2 separate regions of the Mus musculus genome follow, and region 1 is linked to region 2. The links are chromatin loops, found by intact Hi-C in ENCODE. Cell type or tissue: heart. All regions are shown on one strand. Each heading gives the region's core, and the rest is flanking DNA. Links, peaks and the distances in the headings are about the cores only.

The links. Peaks named below come from ENCODE experiments on the same cell type or tissue, not always from the same donor. Only the 100,000 strongest peaks of a DNase experiment are listed, where the experiment ranks them.
Region 1: it touches region 2 in a loop (3-fold over the local background); 12 of 42 quality-filtered maps call a loop at or near these places.

The regions. Positions count from the first base shown.
Region 1 is chr1:138,327,138-138,329,942 of GRCm38, forward strand. No RefSeq gene overlaps it. Among named protein-coding and RNA genes, the nearest start is that of Atp6v1g3, 55 kb to the left of the region's middle. In heart, for the core only: a CTCF peak has its summit at 1,296 (motif pointing right); no DNase peak of the experiment used is centred there.
Region 2 is chr1:138,840,115-138,842,919 of GRCm38, forward strand. It overlaps Lhx9 (LIM homeobox protein 9), which reads right to left and starts at 2,330. Exons shown (of 5, transcript NM_001042577.1): 1 at 1,694-2,330. The coding sequence starts at 1,867. In heart, for the core only: no CTCF peak of the experiment used is centred there; a DNase peak (open chromatin) is centred at 1,517; H3K4me3 peaks cover 2,165 bases; H3K27ac peaks cover 336 bases; H3K27me3 peaks cover 620 bases.

The DNA.
Region 1 (2,805 bases), core at 283-2,782, 510 kb before region 2:
AATTACTTGTTGCAAGTTATTTATAAAATACAAATTTGTACAGCTAACAATGTTTAAAAAACAATTAGCAAAGTGAACCAGCATGGATAAGAAAAAAATTTAAAAACTGGATCGTATAGGATTTGTTGTAACCAAAAACAAAGTCACTCCTATAATAAATCACCTGTCTGAATTTTTATCAACTCGACGGCAATTTTTATTCACAGTTTACTTACTAACAGTCTGTTTAGAGTTGCTTCATTAAAGCTAGGTTGTTGCCAAAAGTGGCAAACAGTTTTGCATTCTGTAGGGAACTGGGACTGTATGGGTTAAAAGGCTTGATTTAAACTTTGCATAAAGCATGTGTCTGTGGCAGACACCCTGAGTCACCTTGGGGTGTTTCTTCCTTTCGCCCCGTTTGCCCATTTCCCATCCTGTCTATTTTTCTTCCTGTCTCTTATCCAAGCCTGCAAAACTCCACCAGGAGGGAACGAGTGAGTGCAGTGCTGTGGAAGTTCTGAGACAGAATCAGCTCTGCCACTCACTGTAAAGCGGGACGCCAGAGCCATCTCAGTGTGGCCGGAAGTGGATTAACAGTGCCTTCAACTCCTCGGTGTATGAAGAAACAGAAAATATTGCCATATCCAGTTCTAAAATTACAACTATTCCACAGGCTGTGCCTTCATCAAAAACGCTTCTGTGTGTATTTTCCTCAACAACTGCAAATCCGTTTCTAGATATACGAGTCCAGTTTTTATGCAAGGATTGAGGGCAACCACGGTTGAAACAGTCAGACTTGAGGCTTGCTTGCTTGCGGAAATAAAGTATCTTTGCTATCTGTGAGTTGTGTTTTGCTGCTCAGTGAACAGTTTGGGCTTTGTATCTTCCTTCCCTAATACCCAAATACTGTTTCAGAAACACAAAGTAAGATGGCGCCCCTGCTCAGGTCTTATTTTCGCTTCCTCTAGTTTCTGCTGGGAAGAAGTTTGCTTCGTCTTAAGTTGCCACGTTGTCATTCGCCGTCCACAGTAGTTGGCTTTATCTGAGATACATTTGTCCTTATACTGGGAAAAAGCATCACTGTTTCTGATTGTGATTTGAGCTATGTTTCCAAGCTAAACTGTAATCAACAATTTCACTCAGTAGTGTGGTGTCCTATCAAAACATAAATATCAAATTAACTGTGAGTAGTAGCTCCAAACCAAACCGGATCAGCCAAGTGAACCTTTCAAACAACTCAGATAAGATTGGTTTTTGCAGCCGGATGGAGTATTAAAATTTTCTCCTTCGTTTGTGCGGACAATCCTATTTTGAACACTAGATGGCGATATGAACTCGCTGAATTTGGAACCCGACCAGCCTATCCATAATTTCAAAGAGAAAAAAAGATGAGGATTTTCCTTAACTGATTTGATAGTCTGACACGGGGTGTTAGGAAGTGGATTTATATGATGTAACAGCTATTTCATTAAGCTTCTGTGAGAAAGAACGCATCCTCTTCTGGCAGGAAAAACGCGTCTGCTTCTAAAACACCAGCCAGGGAAATCGGGAGGCTTCATACAGAGGGAGGAGAGGGGAATGGCAGATAGGCTTGCTGGCCAATTTGACTGCTTCAAAACTGACTTAAATATTTTTCTTGACTACTTGACAGTCAAAATGGTGAAGGCAGTTTGTTTGTGTCAACACAGGGTGTATTTTGTGTGCCACAAAGTGAATGTCTATATTGCTAGACTTCCTGCCTGCCTCTTTTGTAGCGTAGCTATTTGGTCAAGTTGGTTAGGGCAGTCTACTACTACTGAAACCACAGTCACTGTGGGAATAAGTTCTGCTCTGTGGGAAAGCCTGTCCTCGATTTTAGCCAGTCATTGGACAAGTGCCTGATCTATAGATACTCCTGTGCATGGAAGTCCAGATGATCAAAAAAGGAACATCTTTGCAGGAAGGGAAAACAAAACAAAACAAAACAAAACAAAACAAAACAAAACAAAACAGTAAGAATCGCATAGTACATATCCCATGAATGGCAAATCCTGTGTGTCACTTCTCTAGAAAGGACTCAAGTAAATACTTTAAAAACTCAACTCTCTTGATGAGCACAGCCATATTCTTTGTCCCTAGAACCAGGTATATTCTGCACACAACTGCTTCAAACTGAAAGAGAAAGGAGGGAAAAATAGTTGGAATCCCACCAACCTCACAACATAGTCACAAAGACCAACAGGCAAACAAACATCAAGGAGTGCGCTAACTACTGCAAGGAAGAGATTTACACCCAAACTGCAAAGGAAGTGAATAAGAGTCGGTGTTTAAGGCCAGTCACTGAATTAAGATTCAAGCAATGGCATGAAATCAGCTCTAAGGTATGTCCAAAGGCATTCCAGATGATAAAGTAACAGTCTAAGAAACCAACAAATTACAGAGTGGGTGTTTAAGAATACCTGTCCCCATGCCAGGAATGTGGTCTCTATGGTGGCACATGCCACGAGCTATGTGGATGAGAGGGGTGGTCAAAAGGCAATCAGTGATTTTTCCCTTAATCTAAAACGTGATGAAATCCAAATATAAAATAAGTGTCGATGGGTCCTCAGTAGCAGAATGAACTGGGAGAAATGAGTGAGTGTGTAGTGTCTTGTTCAGGAACCCTGAGCAGTCTCAGAGGTGCAGACCTCACAGTGTGTGCGGTACAAATGCTTCTCATTCACTGTGCTTTGTGCATGGCGACTTTCTTCCAAATCCCAGAGTGTGGACAGAGGAGTTGGGCATAGAAAACTCGGGTGAGCAGGGGTGGTGACAGGTCAGGCCAACCTGCCTTGTATCTTCTCACTA
Region 2 (2,805 bases), core at 207-2,706:
GGGCGTTGCCGCACAACCCGGGACGTCCTGGCAGAACGGCAACCCCAGCGCAAAACAGCACACCATTACAAGGGCCACAGAAACATTTGCAACTTCCCCCCATTTTCAACATTCTGTTCCCCTTCCTAGCATCCTGATCCTCCTAGCCTTGTGACCCTAAAAAAAAATCTCAACATCTTGAGCTTGCTGAGAGCCTACAGGATGTTTTGATGGGCGGTCCAGAAGGAGAATAACTAAGGCTAAAAATGTGTAACTTTCAAATAATACACAAAATAAAATAACAAACTGTTATTGAGAACTAGAATTCTGAAGTACGTGAATCTTTTATACACAGACAATACTATAATTCCTTTTTTTTTAATTTATATAGGCAGAATAATTTGGCCGTCGTTGTGATTCGGACATACCTAACAGCTCTTGCTGTTAAGGCCGTCGCCCTAGCCCTATCCTTGGTGAGAAAGTGAAGTGCCTGTCCTGAAAGAAGAGCCCCATCCATTCTTTTCCGTACACTCGCTCTTTTCTCTAGCCAGCACAAACAGCACAGATAATTATCTTGAATTTTTGATTCCCAAACTAAGACCTAGTTCCCAAATGAGGCTAGCTAAGGCGGTAAAACTTATTCTGAGAAACACAGTTGGGATGTGGTTGCCGCTTTTAAAATAAAGTAGCCATTACAAGTAAAAAGTTCACCGCTGGACCCTTTCCTCAGACTAGCAGAAACAGTCCGGGCTTCCCTTATTACATTCTGGTGGGCATGGGAAGGATAAATTTCGTCCTTTACTCAGATATTGGATTCTCACTGAATTAATTATACAAATAGCGACAGTGGACTATTATCCCAAAACCTCGCTGTTCTTGTCTAGAGCCCTCTCGGGTCAGTTTGAGCTACAGTCCTTGCTGTTATACAGAGGGTCTACAAAGCACTCTTTGCCCGGAATCATCTCCGCAGACTTCTGTAGTTTTTTCCCCCTTTGGTGCGTGGAAGGGGGACATGTTTAGGTTACTAGTATTTTCACGAAGACATAATAACTGCTGTTACGAATAGGAACCGCAATAGTAGATTCCATCTCTTGAGGTTGTAGCGCTCATGTTCTTGCTTTTAGACTAGGGACCCGCTCCTTCGCATTTTATTTGATTTGATTTCCCACTATCCAATACACTGGTCCCATAAGGAAGAGAAACGCAATTTTTGTGACGACCAGAGCAGCTGAACTGTCCTGCAGAGCCCCTAACAATCTCTGGTTTCGGGTGCTGAGCTCCGAAGAATGGGAAAAGGACCAGAACGTTGAGGTCTACTCTGAAGGTCTTGTCTTCTATCCCAGGGCAAGGACGCCAGGCCGGTAAGTAGTCCCCCTATTAACTGCACCAAGGCTTGCCCTGGGGGCGGGCGGATCCGGCCTGGCGGCCAGGTCGCGGGAGACTGGAGTTTGTGGTTGGCAGGGAGCACGCCCGCTCCTTCCAAGGCCCGCTGCCCTGTCGGCTCGGGATCAGCTGCTATACAAAGACTGGAGAGCTCAGGACTACAACATCTTAGACACCTCGATTCGGAAAGGGAACCTTGCCTAGCAAGCACGCCTCTCGTGAAAACCTTGCGAACATCCCTAGGCAAAAGTCCCCGGGACCCGCCATCCCCAACCTGGGCGGACCGGGAGACTCGCTGTTTCCCGGGCGCCGCGCCCGGACTGGTCCTTACCGCGTCGCGGCCGTTGAGCTGAGTGCCTTTGGTCAGACGGGCCTCAGTCTTGGATCTGCGCTCCATCTCCTCCATGATACCTTGGATGTGGCCTCCGGAGATTCCGTGGAAGAGCATGGCTGGGGGGCGGAAAGGACACGAATTGTTTTCGGCTCGGCACCCCACTATTTCCATAAACACACGCCTGGGGCTCTCAGTTCATTCGAGTGAAGAAGCAAAAGCGACCGCACAGGGCTGCGCGATGCAGAAGCGTAGAGACGCGTTGGGGAACAGGGACAAGAGAGGAAAGAAGAAAACGACAGAGTAGAAATAGCTCTACTTGAGAGGGAAAAGACCGAGGCAAAAGAACGACGGGGAAGGGGGCGGGGGGGGGGGATATCCAGGGTTTTCCAGAAGGAGATGTGCAGAAAACAAACAAACGCGGACGGAGGGAAAAGCAGGCGATTCTAACTGCAGCGAGAGATCGAGTTACTAATGGAAAACAACTGCCGAGGGGGGTTGAAGTGGGGGGGAGGAAAACAAAATCTAAGGAAGAAAGAAAAATAGTTTTGAACACAAAGAAAGAGAACGAAGTGCTAGATTCAGCGGTCCCCGGCTGCCTGCAAGTTCCCAGTGCCTGTAGGTTGCGTTGGGGACTGCTCCAGCCGGAGCTGTGTCCAATTTGTTAAGAGACTAAAGCCAGCCCATTTTTGATAATTTAGTAGGAGGAGTCCTCTCCCTGGAGCTGCCACGGATTTTTATTCAGACAACAAAGACCTGTCATACCTCCTCTCAACCCCCTGGTGATGGGCAAGCAGGGACAAACATTACAAAGGGGTGGGGGACTGGGGGAAAGGCAGAAGGAGGGGGTCTTTACCCCCTCCCCACATGCGCGCCTGCACACACACACACACACACACACACACACACACCCTCAAGCATACATCTTTCCAAGAGTTCCCAACAGTCATGTTTTCAAAGCGGTAAAGGAGCCCTTATTGTCCGCATCCTGGATTTGATCCTAGTTTATCCGACCCCAGCCAGGAGTGCACAGAAGATCAGTTCCAAACCTTAAGTTTCCTTCTCATCTACAGACTTTTTTAAATCCCCGTTTTACAAGACTGTCACCAGAA